2 separate regions of the Homo sapiens genome follow, and region 2 is linked to region 1. Evidence: read pairs that join two places in POLR2A ChIA-PET (ENCODE). Cell type or tissue: GM12878. All regions are shown on one strand. Links, peaks and the distances in the headings refer to the core of each region. The heading gives the core; the rest is flanking DNA.

What was found. ChIA-PET counts read pairs that join two places held together with the same protein. Peaks named below come from ENCODE experiments on the same cell type or tissue, not always from the same donor. Only the 100,000 strongest peaks of a DNase experiment are listed, where the experiment ranks them.
Region 2: POLR2A ChIA-PET joins it to region 1 with 6 read pairs; 2 of 35 experiments call an interaction of 5 or more read pairs at or near these places.

The regions. Positions count from the first base shown.
Region 1 is chr12:94,124,368-94,132,971 of GRCh38, reverse strand. LOC124902986 (a long non-coding RNA gene) reads right to left here. Exons shown (of 2, transcript XR_007063409.1): 2 at 6,502-7,108. Among named protein-coding and RNA genes, the nearest start is that of PLXNC1, 20 kb to the left of the region's middle. In GM12878, for the core only: no CTCF peak of the experiment used is centred there; no DNase peak of the experiment used is centred there.
Region 2 is chr12:94,487,591-94,490,090 of GRCh38, reverse strand. The region is part of intron 2 of LOC102724960 (a long non-coding RNA gene); the gene reads right to left. Among named protein-coding and RNA genes, the nearest start is that of LNCHR1, 7.6 kb to the left of the region's middle. In GM12878, for the core only: no CTCF peak of the experiment used is centred there; a DNase peak (open chromatin) is centred at 1,500; H3K27ac peaks cover 755 bases.

The sequences.
Region 1 (8,604 bases), core at 2,701-5,200:
TACATACTTCAAGTCAAGTCAATTTTCTTCCATACCTTTTCTCCACATGTTCCTAGTCTCCTTCGGTGGCACCACTGCCCATCCAGGTTTTCAAACCAGAAGGTGGAAGTCATCCTAGATACTTCCCTCACCTTCTATATTTAATCAACCAGCAAGCCTGCTGATCTGAATCATGGGCTTGATTTCTTGTTATAAGATTTCTTATTTCCTACCAACTACCATCAGAGAATACTATAAACACCTCTATACAAAAAAAAAACTAGAAAATCTAGAAGAAATGGATAAATTCCTGGACACCTACACCCTCCCAAGACTAAACCAGGAAGAAGTTGAATCTCTGAATAGACCAATAACAGGTTCTGAAATTGAGGCAATAATTAATAGTCTACCAACCAAAAAAAGTCCAGGACCAGACAGATTCACAGCCGAATTGTACCAGAGGTACAAAGAGGAGCTGGTACCATTCCTTCTGAAACTATTCCAATCAATAGAAAAAGAGGGAATCCTCCCTAACTCATTTTATGAGGCCAACATCATCCTGATACCAAAGCCTGGTAAAGACACAACAAAAAAAGAGAATTTTAGACCAATATCCCTGATGAACATTGATGCAAAAATCCTCAATAAAATACTGGCAAACTGAATCCAGCAGCACACCAAAAAGCTTATCCACCACGATCAAGTTGGCTTCATCCCTGGGATGCAAGGCTGGTTCAACATATGCAAATCAATAAATGTAACCCGTCATATAAGCAGAACCAAAGACAAAAACCACATGATTATCTCAACAGATGCAGAAAAGGCCTTCGATAAATTCAACTGCCCTTCATGCTAAAAACTCTCAATAAACTAGGTATTGATGGGACGTATCTCAAAATAATAAGAGCTATTTATGACAAACCCACAGCCAATATAATACAGAATGGGCAAAAACTGGAAGCATTCCCTTTGAAAACTGGCACAAGACAGAGATGCCCTCTCTCACCACTCCTATTCAACATAGTGTTGGAAATTCTGGCCAGGGCAATCAGGCAAGAGAAAGAAATAAAGGGTATTCAATTAGGAAAGGAGGAAGTCAAATTGTTCCTGTTTGCAGATGACATGATTGTATATTTAGAAAACCCCATAATCTCAGCCCCAAATCTTCTTAAGCTGATAAGCAATTTCAGCAGTCTCAGGATACAAAATCAATGTGCAAAAATCACAAGCATTCCTATACACCAATAACAGACAAACAGAGAGCCAAATCATGAGTGAACTCCCATTCACAATTGCTTCAAAGAGAATAAAATACCTAGGAATCTGACTTACAAGGGATGTGAAGGACCTCTTCAAGGAGAACTACAAACCACTGCTCAACGAGATAAAAGAGGACACAAACAAATGGAAGAACATTCCATGCTCATGGATAGGAAGAATCAATATTGTGAAAATGGCCATACTGCCCAAGGTAATTTATAGATTCAATGCCATCCCCATCAAGCTACCAATGACTTTCTTCACAGAATTGGAAAAAAATACTTTAAAGTTCATATGGAACCAAAAAAGAGCCCGCATTGCCAAGACAATCCTAAGCCAAAAGAAGAAAGCTGGAGGCATCACACTACTATACTACTTCAAACTATACTACAAGGCTACAGTAACCAAAACAGCATGGTACTGGTACCAAAACAGAGATATAGACCAATGGAACAGATTAGAGCCCCCAGAAATAATAGCACACATCTATAACCATCTGATCTTAGACAAACCTGACAAAAACAAGAAATGGGGAAAGGATTCCCTATTTAATAAATGGTGCTGGGAAAACTGACTAGCCATATGTAGAAAGCTGAAACTGGATCCCTTCCTTACATCTTATACAAAAATTAATTCAAGATGGATTAAAGACTTATATGTTAGACCTAAAACCATAAAAACCATAGAAGAAAACCTAGGCAATACCATTCAGGACATAGGCATGGGCAAGGACTTCATGAATAAAACACCAAAAGCAATGGCAACAAAAGCCAAATAGACAAATGGGATCTAATTAAACTAAAGAGCTTCTGCACAGCAAAAGAAACTACCATCAGAGTGAACAGGCAACCTACAGAATGGGAGAATATTTTTGCAATCTACCCATCTGACAAAGTGCTAATATCCAGAATCTACAAAGAACTTAAACAAATTTACAAGAAAAAATCCCATCAAACAACCCCATCAAAAATTGGGCAAAGGATATGAACAGACACTTCACAAAAGAAGACATTTATGCAGCCAACAGACACAAGAAAGAAATGCTCATCATCACTGGCCATCACAGAAATGCAAATCAAAACCACAATGAGATACCATCTCACAACAGTTAGAATGGTGACCATTAAAAAGTCAGGAAACAACAGGTGCTGGAGAGGATGTGGAGAAACAGGAATGCTTTTACACTGTTGGTGGGACTGTAAACTAGTTTAACCATTGTGGAAGACAGTGTGGCGATCCCTCAAGGATCTAGAACTAGAAATACCATTTGACCCAGCATCCCATTACTAGGCATATACCCAAAGGATTATAAATCATGCTGCTATAAAGACACATGCACACATATGTATATTGCGGCACTATTCACAATAGCAAAGACTTGGAACCAACCCAAATGTCCATCAATGATAGACTGGATTAAGAAAATGTGGGACATATACATCATGGAATATTATGCAGCCATAAAAAGGATGAGTTCATGGACATGGATGAAGCCATAAAAAAGGATGAGTTGTAGGGACATGGATGAAGCTGGAAACCATCATTCTCAGCAAACTATCACAAGGACAGAAAACCAAACATTGTATGTTCTCACTCATAGGTGGGAATTGAACAATGAGAACACTTGGACACAGGGTGGGGAACATCACACACCGGGGCCTGTCGTGGGGTTGGGGAGGGAGGAGGGATAGCATTAGGAGATATACCTAATGTAAATGACGAGTTAACGGGTGCAGCACACCAACATGGCACATGTATACATATGTAACAAACCTACATGTTGTGCACATGTACCCTAGAACTTAAAGTATAATTAAAAAAAAAAGATTTCTTATTTCCCAGATCCTCCCTCCTCTCTCTTTCCTACTCCTTAGCTTGCCCTCTCATCATTTCATCACTAGGCTATTTTAGGTGAGACTGGTGGTCCTGGTCCCAGGTTCATTGCCCACCTCCTCCAACCCAGCCTTTGCATTGCCCTTTCATTGTCTTCCGATATGGAAAGCTGATGGGATTACTTCCTGTTAAAAATCCTTCAATGACTCCCCATTGTTTCCCAATTGTTTTATACCATGGCTTCATTGGGCCCCACTCTTCTTGGCAATACCTTCCTACACCAAACAAGGGCACTGGCTGCCAGAGGTGACCAGCCTAGGAGCTCCCTCTGTCAGGTTCCACCCAGCAGTCCCAAGGGCTGAGAGGGCAGGGTAGTATCTCAACACTCTATGGAACACTTATTGGGAAGCCCTGACTTAGAGGATACAGCTTATATTTCTTAGCTTGATATATAAGGTCCCTGCCTGACCATTTTTGCAATATTGTGTCTTCCATTCCTTCATGTGCACATGTGACTGGGCTCTGGGCTGAGCTAGATGAAGAGTAGCTCCTTGGGGCCAGCTAATCTGAACTCTGGGGATCTATTGGCACAGGCTGATAAGCCTGCAGATGATTGTTGCTGTTTTGGTCTGTCTAAAGGAAGAGGTTGATGCTAGCCTTCTATGGAAAGACACAAAGGAAAGTAGATGAAATTAGTATGCTTACTATTCCTCAGACATTCCTTAATAGAGAGCAGGGGTAGTCAGCAGCTAGAAGGTATACGCTGACCAAAAGTTGATGACATTCAGGGCATTTATCTTGGGGTCCCATTCCATGAATGGAGCTAGACCCATTCACCTTCGGGTCTAGTGGCAGAGTGAAACACAGAGTCAGAGAGAAGGGCTTTCTTACTCTCCTTGCATCAAAGGGAGGATAGAGAGAATCAGGGAAGAAGCTACATTCTCAAAGATATTCCCCTGGGGACTCCCCAAAATGACTGGAGAGATTGAAGGAGGAAGAGGTTGAGTCCTAGAGTTATACAAGTTAGGGATAATCAGGCAGAAAAACTCAGGGGGTATTAGTTGTGACCCCATTGATACCCACTGGGGAGACCTGTGCAAAATAGTTTTCAGAAGCTGTATACATCGGTTGTGATGTGTTTAGCTATAAGGGGAAAAAACCCCTAATTACTTAGAACATAGGCAAGTAGAGGTTAATCTTTTCTTGCACAAGAAGGAGCCCAGTTGCTAGTACTGGTTGCTATTCAGTGTTACTATTAAAGAGCCCCTCCAGGCTTTTAATATCTTTCTCCTGTCACAAGATAACTGCCACAACTGTAAACATTGTATTTGTTTTCAAAACGAGGGGAAGGCTACTTTCTCCTAGCAAGACTCTGTCTTTTTTTTTTGCCCAAACAGAAATCCCTGAGCAGACTTCCCCCTTAGACGTCATTGACCAGAATGTGGTCACATGCCCACACTATACCAATGTCTGGTGAAGAGAAAAAGAATGACCATAATTGGCTCATGATTGGCTCATAAGCCCAAGTCTGGAGGAGGAACTTACCTTCCTTAAGATTATCCCAGATACACAACTAGGTTCTCTTAGCAGGGAAGAAATGAGTGTCCGGTACGTAAAGAATGCTTGTGTATTGTTACATCCTAAAAGAGTCACAGTTCTCTGATGCTGGAATTCTCCCCGTCCCTCTTGCCATTGCCTAAATCCAACCCATGCTTTGGGTTCCCACTCCAGCATCTTCTCTGACTCTCATTTTCATTCTCCAGAAATGACCAGCCCTTTCTGGGTGTCACCGACATACCTAGTCCATATGCCTACACTTGCTCTTGTTACACTCCATCGCGATATGTATTTGTCTAGTGTCCCTGTGACCTCAGAACTCCTTGAAGGAAGTTCATATTATATTCATCTTTGTCTCTAATATCTAGTATGATGCCTGGTACATAGTGTTCAGCATTTGTAGAAGAAATGTTGCGTAATAAAATCCAAATAGACGTAAGAAATCCAATATAGAAAATCATCATGTTAGCACTGACATCTTCAACCATGAAGGACCACTGGGTATGTACCATAGACAGTGATTCAGTTCAGCCACACCTATTTATGGGGGATCTATTGTCTGCCAAGCACCAGGGGCAACACAAGAGAAGGAGAACACAGTTTCTGTGGGAAGACCGTATGCAGAGCAAAGATAACTAACAAACAAAAATAGCATCTGATAAGTGTCTCATTAGAGCTACAGGAGAGCGTGGCGGTGGGGAGACAGAGGACACTGGGACAGTGGTAGAATGGTAATTAAAATCCACAGGTAATTCCAAGCCTTAATTTAATCAACACTTTCAACCTCCACCGGTCCACAACTTCTTAGTGATGTAGGAAAATTGTCAGATTTGAATGTCATTTCCTCGGGGAGCCCTGCCTATCTGTTGGTGCACCTGTGACCCAGTAGTAAAAGAACCACATGGTAAACAGCCAAAGAGGAAACCAGGGAGAAAAGGGGACCTTGATAATTCACAGCTTAGATAGTCAGCTCTTGAATAGCTGAAAGCTGATGCAGTTTTAACCAGCGATTTGAAGATCAAACGATTCCATATTTTACAATTGTACTGCATTTGAGGTTTTTGATAAGATGTGTTATTGGAAAAGAGGTAACTAAAACTGTATGAAAGGCACAGTGAAATGCACTAAATGGATCATTTTCGAGCCCTTCACTGCATGGAAACTGTGCTTGCAGTGGGTCAATACTGAGAGTCTCCTAAGGCATACTTAACATGGCAGCGGGGGGCATGAACCCCTTTGACAGTGTGGTGAAATCTATGGACTTTCCTCAGAATGTTTTAAAATGCATAAAAATATAATAAATAGAATTACAAAAGCTGTAAACTATGTTGAAATACAGCTACAAAATAATTTTTAAAATATGGCATGGTAAAGTGTTATTTAATAACAGTTTAAATAACAAAAACTAGTAACATCTCTAATACTTAATCATTATCTGAAGTAACAATAAGTATAAATCAAGATAGCTGCAACAACTGTCATGCGATTTGAAAGATGTGTGATTTCTCTTGGTGACAAAAAGTCACAGGTGCTACTGATACTATTCTAGTTTGTTGCCTATATTTGTAATTGCAGGGAATGTTAAATTTCAGTTAGAGGTAAGAGAAAATAAAGATGTCATTTTATTTTGCCATCCAAGTTCACAGACCAGGTTAGAAACTGCTGTTATGAGGTCCCTCTACCACATGGCAACCATGTTGAGAACTAGGGCCCCTACGTGTTTTCTTGACATTGATGCACACAGCTCTGGGAGGTCATGTCCCACCTATTCAAGCAATTAAATCACAATTTATATCATGCATCTTTAAAAAAATGTGTTCTTATATAGATAGGTTCAACAACAAGAAGAGAGAAAGGGTCCTATCAGGCTGCTGGTTGGAAAAGACCTTTATTGAATTCATTGCCATGAACTCTCCTTAGCACTTAGTTCTCTAAGACTGGCATTATTGTGTTGTCTGCTGAGTTAGTAGCTTGCTGGATCCTTTACATCCTCTTGTGATGTTCTTGCCCCATAAGATGTGGGCAGTTCAGATATAGGAAATGGTTCAGGAAGAGGAAATTCAAACTCTCCGCCTAGAGAAGCTGTTTGCTCTTTGCATGAAAGTGCTCTTTGAAAATGGCTGAGGGATAAAGACAGGGCTCTCTGGAAGGGGAATTTTGTGCCCACTAAAATATAAATAAGGAAGTCATCTTTTTTTTTTTCTCACAAATGCAAACTTGAAATCAATTCACTGGGCCAGTTGCATAGGTATAAGAGGTACAGTTCCCTTTTCCTGTTTATTTTAGTACTTACCTAAATGAGAAGGGTGAAGGAGTTGTGGGAAGTGTCTTAACACTGCGTGGAAGGGCAGATCACTACTTTATTGTTGCGAAAATGATGTTCCTTTTTAACTTAGAAATTAGCGCATCAGGCCACAATTCTCCTTCAACAATCACCATTTCGCTGATTAAGTGTGTCTTCAAAGATTAGCTTTCATACCTGTAAATTAAAAGGAAAAAAGGTAAAATTCATTCGACAATAGAACAATCTACATCTAAACAGTAGGTCGTCATTAGTGAAAAAACCGGGGGATTTGGAAAAAACAAAACAGAACAATTCTAAGACCAAATTTATGAGGGCAACACATTATAAAATATGGAGCTATCACATCTTCATATTAAAAAGGCTTTTGACCACTTACATATTTATTTAAAAAAAAAAAAAAGTAAGTCTAAGAAAACACCTTCTGGGTAGCTGTCTCCTTGACTCTAGATCATACTTTTTCCCAATCACTTGCATTTGTATTTTGATTATAAGACAAGCAGAGCCTATATCCTATTCTATTACAGCTATTTGTGTGGTTTTTTTCCTTGACTTTGAATTTTTGGAGCTGGCATCTCCAGAGTCATGCCAGGCAATTAGCAGGTTCTTAATAAACCTTTGCTGAATCGAAGGGAATTCGGAGAAGTATTGCTGATGAGGGAGGATACAGAAAGGGATTTTTCTATAAAGCCTGACCAGCAGTGTTAAAAAAGTTTTCCACCAATAACATTAATAATGGATTTTTTAAAAGAAACAAGCTTTTACAATTTGCAAAGTACACGGAAGAAGTCTACTAAAGAGGCTCTCAATGAGCAGTGTAAAGGTCAGAAATAAACAAAATTAAGTCTGCCAGAAGTCTGAAAATTGTCACTGTGCTATTATTGATGAAATTACTAATTCCAATAATAATCGTGGCCATTATTGCATAGTGACTTGTGCAGTTTCTTCATCTGTGAAATAGGGACATGAATAGACCCTCCATCCTTGGGTGGTTATGAGGATTAAATGAGTTAATGCACATAACACACTTCCAGTAGCACCTGGCACATGAGAAGTGTTAGTTATGCCAGGTGTGGTGCTGAGTGCTTCTCGTACTTTACTAGTGGAAATAACAAAGAAGCCAGGATGAAGCGAAACCTTAGGAGCTGGGAAAAAGGAGAAGGGTCGAAACTTATGTTCTAGAGTTTTCATGTCTTAGTCTTTGTATGATTGTTGCTGCTGCCTGGCGCAACCTTCCGCAGGCTGGCTCCCTCTCATCCTGCAGGTCTCAGCTTAAAAGCCCAGCTCAGACATGCTTTCCCTCACTCACAGTCGAAAGTTGCGTCCCCTATATTATTCCCTCTTTCCACACAGTGTTTCTCTTTAGAACACTTAACACTGTGTGTAATTGCATAGGAATAGTTTATCTAGCTAGTGAATTCTCCAACACTAGCCTGTTCACTCCACGAAGGCTAGTTGTGTTTACTGATTATCCTCGATTCCTAGCAAATTGCCTGGCACATACCAAATGCTTAATGAATGAAATGAAACTGTACCTGTTGTAAAAAATGAATGAATAAAAGTATACCTGTTGTAAACAAATGGAATAAATGAATGTATCAGGGTTCCCATTATACCCAAGGTCACTTCCAGGCAGCATGGCATCCTCTTGCTCTACAAGATACTTCTCTTTT
Region 2 (2,500 bases), core at 1-2,500, 360 kb before region 1:
ATATGGGTTAGAAAGTTCCTGGTTAGGAGTTGCTATGGTTTGAATGTGTCCTCCCAAAAACATGTGTTGAAAACTTAATCCCCAATGCAACAGTGTTAGGAGATGGGCCCAGTGAAATGTGATTAGGCCAGGAAGGTGGAGAGAATGGATTCATGCCATTTTCAAGGGAGAAGGTTCATTATAAAAGGGGGAACTTGACCCTCTTTTACTCTCTCTCTTGCCCTCTCTTTGCTCTTCTGTCATGGTATGACACAGCAAGAAGGCCCTTGCCAGATGTTTGCCTCTTGATCTTGGAATTCCCAGCCTCCAAAATTGTGAGCCAATACATTTCTGTTCATTATAAATTAACCAGTCTGTGGTATTCTGTTATAGCAGCACAAAATGGACTCAGACAGGAGTCCAGGAAAAGATGGTGGCCTTCATTAAAGTGGTGGCAATGGAGGTGAAATGAAGTAGACTTAAGATAGATTTTGTGGATAATTCTGAAATTACTTATTTATACATTAGCAGTCCTGGGACAGGGTAGTGGGGGTGTGAGGGGAAAATAAATCAAGGATGACTCTTAGGGATTTTGGCTTAAGCATCTGGGTTAGACAGTGCTGACATTTACTGAGATAGGTAAGATATACAGACAGGAACTGTTTTAGATTTATTACCTTTAAAATACCTATTAGATATCTAAGTGTCAGTGAACACTTGCATACCAGAATCTGAAATGCATGTGCAATATCTGGGAAGGAGATATCCATGTGGGGATTGTCAACATATAGAAAACATTTAAAGCCATAGGAAAGGAAGATATTAACTGGATAGAGAAGAGTGTAAGTTCTAGGCATTCTATCATTTACAGATCAGACAGAACCAAGAGAGTCAGAAAAGTGTTTGGCCAATAAAGCAGGAGAAAAATGCAGAAAAGTGGAGAATGTTTTAAGAAGTGATCAACTGTGTTGAAGGCTGAGAGGATGAGCACTTATCCTGTGACTTTGAGTAAACTGCTCCATCTATCTAAACTCAAGCTCCTCATCTGTAAAATGTGGATAAAAATAGTATAACACCGACAGTGTTGTTGGGTGTATTAAAAAACAATATATGTAATGTTCTATGCATCTGGCATGTAATAAGTGATAAATGGTAGCTATTAGTCTATTGCTGTTGAGTTCTGAATTCTATAAGAAGAAATATAAATATGTCAGGGGAAAAAGCACATACATATACTGGAAAAGTTCTGAATAACAGATATTCAATTTTATCACATCTTGCAAATCATTCTTTAATGTTCCTTTTAGTCTTTGTGTCTTTTTAGCTCTTCTGGAGTCAGGGCTTAAGATATGAGAATTCCTTCTTCTCTGGATAGTCAAAAGTTGCTATGACAACTGGCTGGAAATGAAAGTCCTCTGCTTTATTTATTTATCTGAGGGTGATGTGCTGCAGAAAGGGGGAAGTGAGACTGCCACAATGTGCCTCACAACCTTTAGAGAGAAGACATGTAAGGGCCACGTTTTCTCCCATCCTGTCAGAATCCTTAACTGTTTATATATAACTTACCCATTTCTTCTTTTTCTACAAAGTATTTGAGGTCATAAATATTAAGACACGTATAACTTGAGGCAGTTTAAAGAAAATAAATCAGATGATTAAATACTATTCGGAGAAGTAATGTATAACAGAAAAGTAATGTATAACAAAACAGAGTTATTAACACCATGTAAGAAATTTAACCCCAAGTATTTTGGAAGTAAAAAAACAAAAAACAAAAAACAAAGAAAAACATAATGGTTTCAGGAATTCTATGAAGTATGCTTAAAGGTCACAAACAGGTTAATTAGGAGAGAAACTTTTAAGCAGATATATATGTTGTTCCTGTGCAATAATAGCAGTGGTCAGCTGGGCGTGGTGGCTCACACCTGTAATCCCAGCACTTTTGGAGGCCAAAAGGAGGGCAGATCACCTGAGGTCGAGGGTTCGAGACCCGCCTGGCTAACATGGTGAAACCCTGTCTCTACTAAAAATACAAAAATTAGCTGGGCATGGTGGTAGGCACCTGTAATCCCAGCTACTTGGGAGGCTGAGGCAGGAGAATCACTTGAACCTGGGAGGTGGAGGTTGCGGTGAGCTGATATCGCACCTTGGCACTCCAGCCTGGGCAACAGAGTGAGACTCTGTCTCAAAATAAATAAATAAATAAGAAAAGAAAAGAAAAAAATAATAGTGGCCAACATTTGCATACCACTTTACAGTTTATGCTTTACAGAAGGTAGTATTACAACTATTTTTTTGGCCCCCAAACCGCACAGTAGGTTAACACAGAGAACTTGAATCATGAATCTTTTTTTTTCAAATACAGAAAACCTTTCTTTATTAGTAGCCAAAATATATAAGCATCTCTTGCATCTTTTATTTCCAAAACCCAATTCTTTCTGCTATACCAAGAGGCAACTTCCTTAATCGCAATTTTTGAAAAATCTTATGAAACATAACATTCACAAAAGTACATAAAATT